Linked DNA regions of Homo sapiens: region 1 is linked to region 2. The links are chromatin loops, found by intact Hi-C in ENCODE. Cell type or tissue: heart right ventricle. All regions are shown on one strand. Each heading gives the region's core, and the rest is flanking DNA. Links, peaks and the distances in the headings are about the cores only. Region 1 has its middle 68 kb from the start of MIR4432. Region 2 overlaps LOC105374754 (a long non-coding RNA gene).

What was found. Hi-C counts contacts between places; a loop is a spot of excess contacts. Peaks named below come from ENCODE experiments on the same cell type or tissue, not always from the same donor. Only the 100,000 strongest peaks of a DNase experiment are listed, where the experiment ranks them.
Region 1: it touches region 2 in a loop (4-fold over the local background); 6 of 110 quality-filtered maps call a loop at or near these places.

Annotation. Positions count from the first base shown.
Region 1 is chr2:60,315,396-60,323,733 of GRCh38, forward strand. No RefSeq gene overlaps it. Among named protein-coding and RNA genes, the nearest start is that of MIR4432, 68 kb to the right of the region's middle. RefSeq lists enhancers at 762-811, 2,672-2,731 and a silencer at 6,845-7,096. In heart right ventricle, for the core only: CTCF peaks have their summits at 3,294 (motif pointing left) and 3,494; no DNase peak of the experiment used is centred there; H3K4me3 peaks cover 351 bases; H3K27ac peaks cover 335 bases; H3K27me3 peaks cover 1,140 bases.
Region 2 is chr2:59,298,635-59,306,972 of GRCh38, forward strand. The region is part of intron 2 of LOC105374754 (a long non-coding RNA gene); the gene reads right to left. Among named protein-coding and RNA genes, the nearest start is that of LINC01793, 85 kb to the left of the region's middle. In heart right ventricle, for the core only: a CTCF peak has its summit at 3,360 (motif pointing right); a DNase peak (open chromatin) is centred at 3,333.

The DNA of each region.
Region 1 (8,338 bases), core at 74-8,073, 1.0 Mb after region 2:
TTATGATATTATTACCAGGGCTGCCGCTTATGGAAGGTAACTACATGCCAGCACTCTGCCAAGCAGTGCAAGCATCTGAACTCTTCATTCTCACAAAAACCCCATACGGTAAATATGCCTTATCCCCATTTCATAGATGAGGAAACCAAGGCTTAAAGAGGTCGGTAACTTGCCGAAGTTCTCATAATCTGATAAGTGATAGAGCAAGGATTAGAACTCAAGCTCACCCCACTCTGAAGCCACCGTAAGTCATTGCTGCAGTTCTGAAAGGTTCCTTGGAGGGCTTCATGTTAAACCTGTGCAGGGGTCAGGAATCTGTGGTCTTCCCACCAGACTGTTCACCCAGAGACTAATCAGTCAGCCTTTCTTTGGTAAGTCAAACTTTGCTCCCCATCTTTTGTGAAGTATAAAGATGATTCATTGCTTACACGGAAATTGATCTAACCACTGTTTTATGAAAAATGCAGGAGTTCCATATCTTTAGAAGGACTTCTTGAAGAAATTTGAATTAGGGAACAAAGTAGTTAAATTTTTCTGTCTTTTCTGGTCTTTTTAGCTACTGATTAATGCACAGTCGTGGATGTTGGAAAGACTTAAGGAAATCAATAATAATATTAACCCTTATGAAAAGGTTTGCTATGAGATGGGATTGTAGCTCAAGGTCTTTAATGGTAAATAGTCAAAAGTTAGAGTTCATGGGTGCCAGCTCCGTTGGCAGGTGTGAACCTTCTTGCTACTATGACCTTCAACATTTCCTTAGGACCTGACACTCTCTTGGTCCAAAAGAGATAGTGATCCCTTCCTGTAACAATACCTAGACCCAGAAGAGAGAAAAAACAGTAGGGTTGGCTTCTACAGCCAGGCAACAATATTGAAAGTGAATGGTGCCCTCCCCCAACACCCTCCCAGCCAGGCAGATCATCCACCCCCCAGCTTTGTCCTCTTAAGAAGAATGCCCCTTGTCTCTCAGGCCACAGTTGGTCATGAGGATTAACCCCTCCCACCCTTTCACCCCCTCCCCAGCATGGCCCCCCTTTCCAACTGTCCTTTGGGCAGACATGACTGACAAGAGTACCACAGGCGATGATGTCACAAAGAGAGGAGGCAGTGTGCCCTGTTAGACCATCTTTCACTCCAGTGGACTCGCCTTCACAGACAAATTGATTTGCAAAGGTTCAGGCTGCCAGCCCAGCCTGCTTTGCATACAGAATGCTCCCTGGTGACACAATAAAAAGTGGCCAGGCTAACAGAGGAGCGCAGCGGGGTCTGGCCGGTTCAAAGTCCAAACTCCACACCCCCTCACCTCAGTCTGGTTTGAAAGGTCACTGTGTGTCTGGGAAAATAGTCACAGGATACAATCCTTTATTAAAGGTCACTATTTTTCACCAGCACTTAACACACACTTACACACAAATTGAGACTGGAGATGGAAAAAAAAAACTGGGGGCTGCATCGCATTGTATATTGTGCTTGCAAGATTTATGTCTTGTGGTCACCAGCAATAAACACACACTGCTTCGGTATTAAAGTTCACATTAATCCACTGATTCCCCCTCCCCTTGAAACCAGCCTCTTCTTTGCCAGGCAAACCTGGGCAAATGGAGACTTTTGTTCATCTCTTTTGTTCCTTTCCCATCTTTCCCTTCCCTTGTTGCAAGTTGTTTTTGTATTGCTTTGTTTTTTTAATTATTTTTGGTGTTGGTGTTGTTGACATGCTGCCAGGAACTTTACTCCTAGTTCCCTCTCTTGCCCAGTGAATGATGTGTACCCAGCATTTGGGTCCAAGGCCATGTGCTGTCACCATGCCCGAGATGCAGTGTCCATGGATCTGTATGAGTCTCAGACCTTGAAAAGCAAAAGTCAAGTTCTTTTATGAGCTGCTGGTGAAAATCCAGGGGAGCACCTTGGTTAAGCCAGTAACTATAAAGCCACCAACGAGAGTACCAGTCCTGCCTATCCATTATGGCATATATTTTATTTTAGTAAATGCTTCCAATACACCCAAAAATAGCAATTGTATTTTCCTCCAGTAACAGACAGTTCACATTGGGTTACCAAAGAACGTTAACAATAACAATCCCTGCATTCATAACAAAAGAGATTATCAAAGATGTCAGCCCGAGCTGTTAGATTAATTTAGGCAAGAATTGCAAAAGAAAATATTTAGGGGAAATTCTATGAATTTCAAATAGCCAGTAAAATGTATGATGTTGAGGATTCCACTCTGCTCCATAGCACATCTTTGCAAAGCTTTTGCCAGTGATAGATTTCTGAGCTATCAAAAGCACATTAATTTTTTCTGATTAAAACAGCTGTGAAAATATACAAGTGTAACTGTGAAAAATCCAGGGCTTATTGTAATACTTTAAGCAAAACAAGGATAAAAGATTTTTAAATACGGACTTGCCAAAAGTAAAATATCTAACACGAAGGGAGCTAATTCTGCGTGTGCTTCTGATATTTTGGCATAAATACTTTAATCCTCTTGTCCATCCCGTTGGCACCTCGTCTACAGTTGACTTGTTAAGGGCGAGTTCCTTTGTAATGTCGTCAGCACCTCTCCATAGTTATTGACTGTGCTCTCATTAAAACGGCAAGATCACAAAACAGCAGAAGTGAGAAGAGGTGGGGAGGCAGCCGGCTCCTCACTACAAAGGTATTCAAAAAGGCACGAGAACCTAAAGGAGAAATGAAAAAACATGGCAGAAGTGAAACTGTCTGACAAGGAGGAGGAGAAGGAGGAGGAGGACCTTTCTGGAGGTGGGGCCAGGGTTTAGAAATTCTGTTTTTGTGTTTTTGTTTATTAGAAAAATACACAGGGCGTCACCAAAGCCAAGTTCAAGTTGCTTGTAGTCTTCGTGCAGAGTTATGCCATGCTTGGCACGTGAATGTAGCACACACACACAGACACACACGCCTTGTCTTCTTCTCATTGCTTAAAAATAAATCCTTTTTGGAGGAAGATGTCGACTTCTCTTGCTAGCATCCCTGCTTTGGGTTTAGCTAGTGATGATTTCACTGTGGGCCCAGACTCCTCATTCCTCATCTATTGCCTTGAAAGGAGCGACCTTATGAATAAAGTCACTGTGTGATTCAAAAGCATGGTTGGGGTGGGCATGCTTATTCAAAACAAGCTGCCTTTTGAGGGGAAGCATCCAAAATGTAACCCCCTAACTCTGAAGACAGCGTAAAGATGAAGAAAAGAAGAGAAGAGAAAAAAGAAAAGAAGCTCTCCCTCCCCGCCCTGCTGCAGGCTGGACACACAGGATGGGGCTGCGTGCTGCGTGAGCCCTCTGCCGGCTCCCATTCAGATGGGCGTTCTGAGATTGGAGGCTTCGGGTCTGACAGTGAAGTTGCCAAGTGCTACCCATTCCCAACATAGAGCCCAGACCCAGCATTCTCCTGCCTCCGAAACAACGACTCTCCTGCATGCAAATGCCACTGCTCCTCCAATCTGTTAACAGAGAAATCTGCAGTCCCACTGTAAACATAAGTGTCTGGGATTCCAACCCTCCAGCTCCCAAAATGTGCAAAGGCAATGCACTAATGCACAAAACGTCTGGGGCTCAGCCGAGGCGTTACATCAGTCTCTACAAAAGGATACTTTCAGGACAGCCAAGGATGAAGAGCTGGATTCTGAGGGAGTCTGAGAATTGCTGAGCCAAAAAGATCCCTCTCTTTCCTCCCCTCTGTCAAACTTTTCGTGCTCTTGCCCCTCTCTTCCTCTCAACTTCCACCCCCACCCTCCTTCAGCCAGGTGATTAATTCCTGGCCCCTACAAGTCTCTAAAGGGATCCACCCTCCCTGCAGTGACACCCAGTGCTAAGGGCAGAGAGGAACAACCAGAAGCTCATCTGTTGTCACATGTGGCCAAAAGCCCCCTCAGGCAGGCTGAATGTGCCCTGGTCCTTAGACACCTGGGCACTCTGCTGTGCCCTGAATAGGATGCTCCGTGGTATAACCCAGCCGGGACCACAAGCCTGGCCACCATCTGGGGGTTCATGATGCCCTGCATCCCAGAAGGGTCCCCAAGATCCTTTGCAAAATACAGTTTTGCTCTGAAGGCCAGTCCTCTCACTCTGTAGCCTCCTGTCCAGGACCACACCACTCACATCTCTGTATTCTAAACCTGCTCTCCCTGCAGCATCCCAGGAAACCTGTGGGCAGGTACCCACGGGAACTGCCCATTCTACAGCCTGTGGAGGACCACCACCTCTCTCTTACTGTAAGAAATACTTAGATTTTTCCATGCACTGCAAGCCCTTGTAATCGTCCTTCCAGGTGGGTAAAATCTAGCTAACAAAAACACCTCTCAGGACACAGTGCATCATCAGGCTGAAAACCAGTGTCACTTTTCTTTGAGGTTCATGGTTTGGGACATTTTAGTTTTTCCTGTTTTTGCAGACTCCAAAGAGAAATATTTCAGATATTTTCTTACTCTTTTACTATTAAAGTCTGTAAGTATTATATGTGAGTGTGTATGTGTATTTGTGCAAATTGCACTAGCGGAAAATACTGATCCAGTCATGATGTAGTCACAGGGGAGGCCTCAGTCACTCACAGACTTTGAAGACAGGCGGCCTCGTATCAGTGCATCCAGACTAATAGCTCCATGAGGACAGGGATTTTTGTCTGTCTTATATCCTGCTTAGCTGCAGCATCTAGAATAGTGCTGGCTCCACAGTCCACACTCAAAATACATTTATTGAGAGATGTTACATGTCAGAATGCAAGTATATGACTCAGTAGTTTCTACCATCTCTTTTTTTTTCCACTGATTCAAAGAAAAATCACCTGGATAGGAGATCAACAAGATCCCTTCTGCTTATTGAACCTTTCTTTTGTGGTCCTCCAAGGGGAAGATGAGGCAAGCATGTGCGTGTCTGTGAATAGGCACACGCATGGGGTGTTGGTAGCTATATGTGGGTTTTTTCCCTTTGCTATGTCTCATCCAATCCCATCTCTTCTTAGCTGCCTGGGTCATGCACCTGAGCTTTGTTATAATAGTAATTACAATGGTTTTGACAGCCTTATGAATGTAGTTCAGAAAGCAGCTGTCACAGGAATTAGCAAGTTTTGCAAACAGCTCAGCTCTGAGGTGGTAGGAGCCCAGGCCAGGACAGGAGGAGTTAACCGAGATGAGTGGGGTGTTATGCAAAGCACCAAATCCCTAAACTCCTGCGAAGATCTTTGATGGCCGTGATCAATAGATTCTCAGACCACACTGACATAACCTTGTCATGCCTCAGCAAGGGTACAGTGGCTAAAAAGGCATGGGGAAGTGGAGAGGTGGGAGGAGAGGGGGAGAGTGAGAGGACAGGGAGGGGATAAAGATATCATGCCCTCCCCTTGCTGGCTCCCCCAGCACCCCCCCTTTCCATACCCACCCCCTCTTCAACAGGCATCACACAGCAAGTGACTGGTAATGGTTCTTTGGCCTTGTATAGCTTTTAAAATCCTTCAGCTGAAGCATCTCAGCTCCAATCGCCAGCAAAGCCTGAGCACCCTTGAGACCCTGGTGCAGATAATCATCATCCACTCAGTGACAAGAAGCTGAGCGCCGCTTCGGTACCAAGGAGACCGAATGTGGCAGGGCACCAAGGTGCCATCTTAGATGCATCCAGGCAGCAGCAGCACACAGGGAGGTGTATGTGTTTGCAAGTTGTTGGGTTTTTTTTCCTCCTTCTCCTTCTTCTTCTTCATCTTCTCCCTCTGTTCTCTCACCCTGCTCAGAGAATCCTCTTTCTTGAGAGGGATGCCGTTAACTCAGCTGCTCTTAGCATGCTTCCTTTTCCCTGTGCCTGCCGGGCCAAATTCAGCCCTGCAGTCAATACTGTTGGAAAAGAAAATGACATTAATTTGTGTAAAAGTGTAATCCAAAGGTGGGTGAGTGATTTTTCTTGCTTTCAGAGAGATGCAGGTTTGAGTTTATGATTACATAAACGAGAGCCAGCTGGTCAGCAGCTTCCTACCTTCCACCCAGCACTTCCCCAGTGCTCTTTCTGCCGAGTGACAGCATTACAGTTAATGGTGTTGCATTATGTATACAATCCACTGTGGATGGTACAGCTGGCTGGGATGGTCCTGCGGACCAGGGTGCTGATGGGTATTTACATGCCCACTGAAAGGTGGGAGAGAGAATGTCTAGAAATAGAAGAAAAGCCTTCCCTAATACACACAGAGCCCACACCCCCAGCTGCTCGGAACAGCGGGTACATGTCCAGGTCGTTTAGATTCCCCTTCTACCTCAGGCCTTGCGCTCACATTTTCCATGCACAGAGCTCCCTGGCAAACTGAAGATGTTCTAAACAAGGACTACTACAGCCCTTGCACATATTAAAAACAGCTCTCCAAACAGCCCAAAATATTTTAATTCCATTGTCAACTTTCCATCTCACACCTTAACAAGGGGCAGTCCTCAGAGAGGGACAGCTCTGAGCAATTGTCCTTTGCAGGCGTGACTTTGTTTAAGGCCAAGTCACCAGGCCTGAAGCCCCTGCCTAGAAGCAGATCGATTTTACTATTAAGCAGTCAGTCGTGCAAAGGAGACGCAGGCATGGAGGTTTGCGAAAGGAAAGACTGTTCTATTCCCGTCGCCGTGAGGACAGAGGTGGGCATTGCATATGCAGCTTTGGGATCCCCCGGGGGCGAATGAACATTAGGCACTGACCACCATGCTGAAAGAGGTCACCATAATGAAGCCGGGGGCCTGGGAGAGTGGGAAAGGAAACCATCTTTGCCATGTAAGAATGGAAAGTTTGCCAGAAACCGAAGCAGGGATTTTAGTATCCCAGAGAGTCTGACGAAACAAAGTTGCGTCTTTAAAAAGTTATTTAAGGGATTGGCCTTCTGTGGGGACGGAGGAGGTGGTAGCCTGTATGTGAAACCCTGGAGAGAGTAGGGGCAGTTTCAGTGTCTGTCTCTCTCCAGCTGCTCCCCCCACAGGGAAGAGCTGTCCTTATGTGCTGACCAAAACCTGAATTCACTTAGTTGACTCATTCATTCAATTAAGTTTATTGATCATCTGCCATATGCTGGGCACTGTCCTAGGTCCTGGGGTTACGACAGCAAACAAAACTAACAAAAATATCTATCCCCGTGGAACTTGCATTCATTCCTCCCATAAAGGACAAAGCCTTTTAGAACATAATGAGAGATGCAAACATTCTTGGGAAAGCTAAGATGTGAGTTACTAAGATCTGTGTTTTCTATGGAATTTTTAATAGGGCAGAGAGAAAGGAGCCCAGAACACCAGGTTGAGAGGGAAGATAGGAGCTGAGGAAGTGAGTGAGGGTGGGCCAGCCAGGGGATAGGGGAGGAGATAAAAAAGCTGAAGCCACTGAGGCAGGATTCACCTGACTTTGCAGTTTTGCTGAGGATTAGTGCTGGTCATGAGAAGGTAATTGTGCAAATAGCCATGGGATTAAAGGCCAAGATTCTGAGTTACCATTATATTTATGAGACAAGTGACTGGTGCACGTCTTCCTCCACTCAGCTATCAGTAAGCCTGGGTCCCAAAACCCAGTCAAGATGCAGAACTCCAGGGCTCTCAGACACTCAGACCAGCAGAGAAACTGTTCCTAATTGCTAGACACCTTCCTGCCCTGTGTTTCCTACAAATCTCTGAAATGCCTGGGACCCCAAGCATGTAGACCAGCACCCCCATTCACTGAGAAAGATCCAGGAATTTGTAAATAACAATTCTTTCCCTAAAATTCTGGTGTGCTGTTCAAACTCACTGAAAACCTAACCTTCATTCTCACCCACCACAACACCCAAGAAAGCCTCAGATTTCATGTCAACACGCCATGCTTTCCCCTTGTCTTCAGAATCATTTGGAGTCCTTGAGTCACAAAAAAAAAAAAAACCTGTCTGCACCTGAATCATCCTGCAGCTAGTGCCCGGTTGCAAAGCAGGAGAGTCCAGCAGCCTCCCTGCCATATGCAATTTCTAGCCCTCTCTTCTCCCAGCCCTGATTCCTTTACCTGAAAGACCACACTCTTTGCTGAGGCCCCTGCCTGCATCATAACATGACAGCTTTGGCTGGAGGTATCACCCATTTCCTTCTCTCACTAAAAAAAAATAACAATAAGGAAAATGGGAAATAAAAGTTTTCAAATTACTTCATAGGAATCAAATACCACCCCAAAAATAAATCAGTTTCTCTGCAATGCCGTGTGTGTGTGTGTGTGTGTGTGTGTGTGTGTGTGTGGGCACGTGCACGTGCAGCCATCCCAAAACTATTGGCCTGAAAACCTGGCTATCCCACAGATGCCCCTTTCGACATAGCTACATAAAAAGAGGTCAGGTCTCCGTCAGCAGACTGAGCTCGGTTTGT
Region 2 (8,338 bases), core at 100-8,099:
TTGGAACTCTAAAGATGCCTTATTATCTGATGGTAAGTAGAAACATTTGTTGAAGCCCACAACTTGCCCTTAATGATACTGGGTTTTGTACTATTCTCTTATTGTTTCAGAGGTTGGCATCACCTCCTCAACAATGAATGAGAGGCTATGCAGTTAAAGAGCAGGGACTATGCTTGTATACTACTCTTGAACAAACAGGGCTCCAAGCACAGCCCTGGGCTGACTTCAATACAAATTGGCTGACTTCAATGGAAATGCAATTTGCATTTTTCAGGCTCCTTTTCCCAAAGCCACTGACACTTATTTGAAATGGTGTTCAAAGTGTTTAAATCTGTATGAGATCTAGATATCCATATTGTTATGGGCTGAATTGTGTCCCTCCAAAATTCATGAGTTGAAGCCCTAACCCCCACTGTGACTGCATTTGGAGACAGAGCCTTTAAAGAGGCAGTGAAGGTTAAATGGGGTCATAGGGTAGGGCTCCAGTTCAGAACTGGTGTCCTTACATGAAAAGGAAGAGACAGCAGAGATCTCTCTCTCTCTCTCTCTGCATACACATAGAAGAAAGGCCGTTTGCAGGCCAAAGACAGAGGCCTCACCAGAAACCAACTCTGCTGGCACCTTGATCTTGGAATTCCAGACTACAGAACTGGGAGAAAATACATTTCTGTTGTTTAAGCCACCCAGTCTGTGGTATTTCATTATACCAGCCCAAGTAGACGAATGCATACACCCCATTTCACAAAAGATTGAGAGATGCAAGTTCGCGGCAGAGCCAGGGTTAAAATACACATGTGTGCTCTCACAGCTGGTGCTCATTTCACTCTACCATGTTATAGTTGTGAGGTACAGAAAACACTGATAGAGAATGGAAGGGAACCGGAGTATACAAATAAAATATTAATATTTAATCATAGTGAATTCCTTACATTATCTTCTCCTTTTACTTGTCAATTTATCTGAGATGCAACAGCCTTTGGAAACCTACAGATCTGTAGATCGTGAGAAGGAAAGGGAAGGGGAGGCGGATGGCTTCCTCCAGAAGTGATATATATTAGGAAGTCCCAAAAATCCACTACAACAGGAAGTTTTCCACAGAGCTAATGTCAGGGAGCACCCTCCTAAGGAGATGTTTTGCTTCGTTTCATTTCTCCCAGACCATGCATATGTATGTAACTGAGATAGCTGTTTAGAACTTTTCTCTCACAGAAAATGAGATAACCATTAGGACAACAGGCTGACAATATGAAAAATGAAGTTATTCTTCCACATACAAAAATTTCAGATGAATCTAAGATCTAAGTGTAAAAATAAACTACAAAATACTGGAAGAAAGTTTGAGTGAATATTTATATAATTTTGAAGGAGGAGAGGTCTTGTCACATATGACATTGAAGACAGAAATTCTAAAAACATAATGATACATTTTTGCCTTATAAAAGTTAATCATACTTGTACAACAATAAAAGCAAACCAGTTAAAAATACTATCAACAAGTATTTAAAATGTCTGGGAATATTTGCAAATATGTAGCCAATACAGTGTTAATATATGTAATATATTTGCACATATGCAGTGAACAAAGTGTTCACATAAAATATAGTTAACAAACTGTTAAGTGTTAGTGTAAAGAGTTCTTCCTACTAACTAAGAAAATGACAAATGTTTCAAAAATATAGTGGACAAAGCATATGAAAAAGCAGCTCGTAACATAAGAATCTTAGGTGGCAAACATATAGTAAGAAAGAATAGATTCATTCTATGAGTCAAATAACTGCGCATTAAAACAATAGAAACAATTTTTCTATCAAAGCATATGGGAATAGTTTTTTTTTAAATTATAATATCCAGATTGGGAAGGGGTGTTTCCTCATTTTTATTGAGTGCCGCTGAGAGAGTAAATCAGGAAACATTTCTTGGGGACATTTGGCAATTTATCAAAGCCTTAAAATCTATTATCCTTTGACTTGATAATTCTGCTACTAGGAATTTGTCCTTAGGAAATGACTGAACAAGTAGGCATATGTACAGAAATGCTCATCACAGGTTTGGTTTATAAGATAGAACTATTGGGAGAAAATCTAAATATTCGATGTTAGGGCACTGGCTGAATAACCATACATCTGTTTAATGGAATAACCATTAAAAGTGATGATGAAGATATTATGGATTTGCCAGTATGCAAAGACATTTATGATTTATTAAGTGAACTAAACAACCTATAAAGTATAGACATATACACAAATATTTTATATTATGTGTATGTATACATTTTTTAAGAATATACACAAAAAATTAACAGTTTAGCATGAGTTATTTCTCTGGATGTGAGTTTGATTTTTCATTTTTATTCACCTGTGTTTTCTAATTTTCCAACAATAATCTGATTTTCTTCCAAAGCAGCAATAGTAAAGAAGGTGGGATAAATGAACAGAAGATCTAATTGGCGAAACAGTTTTTGGAAATGAAACCTTTTATTCTGCGAATAAGAAACACTTCTGCGGTGTTCCTTAAAGTGTGGTCTAAGCATCGTCTGTATCAGAACAATTCAGAGGCTTTCTTAGAAGTGCAGATTCCAGAGCCCAAATGTGAGGTATAAAATGGATCCCTGGGACAGTGCCCAGGAATCTACCAATTTAATAAGCCAAGCGCCCAGGTGCTTTCTATGTATTGGGAGGGCTGAGAACTATTGGCCACAGAAATTACCTGGATCCTTTACATTTCAGAGTTACTGAATGATGGTCAGTCATATTGAGTGATAACTCTGTGCTAAGTAGCTTCTAGTAGCTTCCTTATCAGTGCAGTGACTGTTGGGTGTCCATTAAGGTGTTAAGGGATGCAGCTCAAGGCATTTTTGATGCAAGGAGAAAAGCCATTTCAGTTTGCACTCTTTCCTTTCTCTCCCCAGAGCATCCCCTTTCATGATTTGTAGGCCACAGAAATTATCCTGGTCTCTAAGTCTCTTTGCATGTGAATGCCCCAGGGCACTGTCAATGGACAACAAAGTAGACATTATTCTTAGAAAATGAGCTCCAAGAGTTGGAGAGAAAGAGCCCACTCAGGAACTTGCCAAGGAAGCAACACCGGAGTAGAACGAATAGAGAGGCGTTCGAAAACTTAGCTCTCACAAGGCTGAGGTTGAGTTGGAGTGGATTGAGGAAAAGAGGAGAAAGCGTTCTTTTTTAAGCTAGCCAGTTTTCCAGGAGTGTGAGATGCCAAAACTAAGTTTTCCATAAGTTTCAGCACAAGCTCCGCATCTGTCAGCCCTCCAGACTCTGATGATAAAATGATACGCAAAGAGTGTGGTTGCTCCCAAATACCACAGTGAGTACGTCAGTCCCCGTCTGGCATATAATTGCTTTCCTAAATTACCAGCAGGTGGTGCAAGAGTTTCCAAGTCAGTGAACTTCCCCTTCACATGGCTTCTGCTCTGGGAAGTCTGGCAGTAGCCCACCCCTCCTTCTTGAGTTCCTCTCATGATCCTTACATGGCTCCTCTGTGCTCCAATAATCACAAGGGATCGGGAAGCGTCTTTAAAACGCATTTTGTACCTTTTAAAATGTGTTAAATATAAATGTAGAATCAAAGAAACATGCATTAATTATAGAACCGTGTTAAGGAATAGAGAAAAAAAAATCCCATTGCTAGCAAACCCAGCGGAAACACAAGCCTTCCCCTGTTAGCAAAAGAGGAATGGGGAAAATTAGCAGAAACCTTTAGGATTTAATGCCCTTTACCTCCTACTAAGAAGACTATGAATATGGATTTGGGAAAAGGGATTGTTGGTGGGGAAGGGATTAAATTAGCTTAACCGGAAAAATCGAAAGGAATGAGAGGATATAAAATTGGCCACATCCTGAATGGCATTGGTAGCTTCACTGGTTATATAAGAAGTGAGGAAGAATCTCTAATTGGGAATTCCCAGAATGTTGTTTTGGAATATTTCAGGCCAAGGAGGAGTGGGGAAAGTCTGTTTTAAGAAAACACCAGGCAGTCAGAAGGAAGTTCAGCAGGGTTTCCAGACCTGGCTAAGGAAGAGCTGGAAGCAAAGGGGACTAAGGCTTGAGTTTACTTGAAGTGGAATGGAAAACTACATCTCTAGTTGAGAGTGAAACTCTGACAAGGTCTCAAGACAGGGATGCTATGGGGTTCTCGATTTCAGGCATCTATAGCAAAGTGGTAGCAAATTTGGGACTGGGAGTGTTCACACGTCACATGCAAGAATTCAGATGGAGAGACAGATTGCATCATCAAATAGACATGGTATTAATGCAGTTGTGAGTATTTGTATATCTTTGATTAAAGCTTGGAAATGACACTACGGTCTTGCACAAATAGAACTCCAAAGGAAAAAGAAGGAAAATGATAGGCTCTGACACATGAGGCAGAATTTAGTCCAGGCTGAATGGATTGCTTTTTTTAAAGATCATCCCCTTTTCTAAGGAACTTTTTCACAGACCCTTTCCAGGCCTGCCTTACTGTCTCTAAAATTGCTAACTACTCTAGAGAACCAATCTAGAAACACCATGACCAAGACCTTGATATATTCAGTGACTTTGGGCAACCTATTTAAACACTATGGGCCATTACGTTAAGTCCACAAATGTAGAGCCAACTCGCAGTGAAAAGTGTGATGTTACTCTGGAAACAATAATGGGAAGATATATACCATATACAAATATGGGGTGGGGAGGAAGGGAGGACATGGAATCAATTCTATTGCACTCAACTACATTTGCTGAAATCATATACATAAATGTGTTCTAAAATGCAGCTGAAACATGGATTGCTGCTTGAGATTAGGGCTTGTTATGACAATTCAGGATACAGTGATTGTCACTAAAAGATGACTGCGGGCACATAATGAAGTAAAAAGTGCTAGTTGATAGGTAGGTGCAGGTGACGTATGACAGCTAATGAAACAATATAATGTGTAATTGAAAAATGTACTGCCTTGGTTACTGTGAATTTTATTGCCGTCCATAATAAAGGGACCAAGATTGTACATCAACGATTAATCCTCCAACATGTGTCAATTCCTGCATAAATATAGTGAAAGAGGTAGGAGCCCAGTACAGTGTTGAAAAACATATGCTAAGACAAGTGTTAGGCAAAAGCAGAGTAAAAGGCCACATTCTCTACAAAATGGCTCAATTGTCCTCTCCCCTCCCTCCATTTTAGAGCATCTCTCTAGTATCATCTGACATTTTTACCATATTTCTTGGAGAAAGTGGTATTTCTCCTCCTCATAAGGCTGAATATTGAGAATATTTCTCTTCCATAACACATATCAGCATCTAACAAATTTTATGTTTTACTTATTTCATTTTCTGTCTCTTCCTACTCTAATGTAAACTATGAGAGGCAAAGATCTTTACCTTTTTTTTTTCTTGCTGCTGCGTCTCTAGTGCTGAAACGAGTGAGGGATATATAGTAGGTACTCAATAAATGATTTCACATCTTCCTATACCTCTCAGGATCCTTAGACCTTCCCTCTTCCTAGAGATAAACCTAGAAATTTATATTATAAAGATAATAATTTTCCATCAAAGCTACTGTTGTAAATTCCTTTTCCTTTTTTTCCTGCCAGAAACCCCAAATAAGTCTGCTCTTGGCCAACATCCCCATCCACACCACATAAGCTATTTTTTATCCATTGCCCCTCAATCAAAGACTTTTTCAAATTTTACTTCCAAGTTCAAGGGGTCTTTTAATAGCCAATACCCTATGCGACTAATGTGCCACAGTTAGCCTGTTGAGGACTCTCTTCCTCTTGAAGTTTCCTTTCTCTTTTGTCTTCTATGACACTGCATACTCTGGTTTCTGTTCTTATTTATTCAAAGGATATATTTCTGTCTGCATAAGATACCTATTTTGTAACAAATGACACCAAAATTTAACAGATTAAAACAACAATGTTTATTATCTCATAGTGTCTATGGCTCAGCATTTGAGGCATGATTTTGCTGGTCCTCTGCGACATGATCTCTACACTCTACCAACAAACTCAAAACCAACACTCTACAAGACTGCAATCAAGATGCTTAAGGATACACAGTAACAGATAGATAGGAAAAATAAGTTCTAGTGTCCTATATCAATGTAGAATGACGATAGTTAACAATGTAGAGTTTCAAATAGCCAGAACTTGGATATTGAGCTGGGCCCAGTGGCTCATGCCTGTAATCCCAGAACTTTGGGAGACTGAGACAGGCAGATTACTTGAAGTCAGGACGTCAAGACCAGCCTGGCCAACATGGTGAAAACCCGTCTCTACTAAAAATACAAAAATTAGCTGGATGTGTTGGCACATTCCTGTAATCCCAGCTACTCAGGAGGCCGAGGCAGGAGAATCACTTGAACCCAGGAGGCAGAGGTTGCAGTTAGCCGAGATCATGCCACTGCACTCCAGCCTCTGGGAGAGAGTGAGACTCTGTCTCAAACAAACAAACAAACAAACAAACAAACAAAGAGGATATTGAATTTTTCCATCACAAAAAAATGATGAACATTTGAGATGATGGATACACTAATTACCCTGATCTGATCTGATCATATAAATTATATGTATAGAGACGTCACTATGTATACTATGAATATATACAATTATTATTGGTCAATTAAAAATTTTAAAAAAAATTTAACTCAAAGTTTTAAAAAGGATATTGGCCCAGGATCTGTGGCATTATCTGAAAGCTTAATTAGGGACGGATCTGCTTCCAAACTCACTCATGTGGTTGTTGGGATAATTGAATTCTCCAGGACCTGTTGGACAGCAGTCTCAGTTCCTCTCTGGCTGCTGGCTGGGGGCTGCCCTCTGTTCTTTGCCAAGTGTCCCTCTCCATCATGACAATAATGTGAGAAGAGGCAGAGAGAGTGAATACCAGAAAAACGGAAGACACAATCTCTTATGACCTATTCCTGGAAGTGAGATTTTCTCATTTTTGCTGTTTCTATCAACTAGAAACAAGCCACTACTATGTCCTGCCTGCATGCAAAGGAAGGAGATGACAGGAAGGTGTGAAAACCAGGAGACAGGAATTCTTGAGAGCCTTTTAGGATATTGAGTTCCACAGTCACCTTCATTGACTTCTTTCTGTGCTTCTACTCCATCAAATGGACAGTCTTCAACGTTCTGTCCTCACTTCTCTTTATTCTAAAAATACTTCCCTGTTTCTGGCAAATACTCATTAATACCATAAATACTCATGCCATAAAGCTTTATCACTTTTGTGTAATGATTTATATTCATCCTGTTCAACTCAGATGTCCCATAGTCACCTTAAACTCAGTTTATATAAAATCACATGTATTACTTTGACCTTTACTTTTCTTCATGATTATTATGATTCTTTCACCTACCTGAAAATCAGTTTTTGTGTGTGAATATATCATAGTCTTAAAAAAAAAAAACAACACTTTATTGAGTTTATTGAGCTTCCATTGACATGTAAAAAGCTACCTACAATATATATAATTCAATGAATCAAATATAATGTGTACAATTTGATGTGTTTGGGAATAAATATATATCCGTGAAACCATCATCACCATCAAGTCCATAAACATATCTATCTGGGATTCTTAACAGCCCTTTTAAATTTTTCTGCCTTCATATTATATATCTAATACACCCCCAAACCCTATTGGTTCCTCCTATGTTACATCTCTCACATTTGTTACTTATTCTTCATCTTTACCCCAGTTTGGGCTACAGTGACTTTATCTCCAGGATCTCATAATAACCATGTGGTGCTTTCCAAATTTCTACCAACAAAATGTGCTCTGTGCAGCCATCCTAAAACACTGCTCTCATGGTGCTACTGTATTCCTCGAAGCTTTTTATTTTATTTTAAAACAAATGTAGCTTTTGAAATTTTTTGAAATAATTTTAGACTTACAGAAAACTTGCAAGAATTTTACAAAAAATTCCTGTATAACCTTCACCTAGACTTCCTAAACATTAACATGTTGTCAATTTCTTTTATCATTCTATCTCTATATATCCACGTTTCCTCCCGAATTTTAAATGTTCTTGAATTTAATTCCAAATAAAAGGAAACTTCTCATCTTGGCATTCAAGGCCTTATGTATCTGGTCCCAGACTTAATACCAAGAAGTACACTATGCCTAACTGACCTGGTTTCTGTCTCCTTAACAGTCCTTGAACATTCCCATTTTTATTATGCTTTGTGCCACTTACTTTGCAGGAAATGTCTTACTTATACATATTTCTACCTAGCAAAACCTTTTTCATCTTTTAACATCTGATTCAAAAGGTCACTTCTTTATGAAACTTGGAGGCCAGAAGTGATATCTTCCATCTCTGAACTTCTGT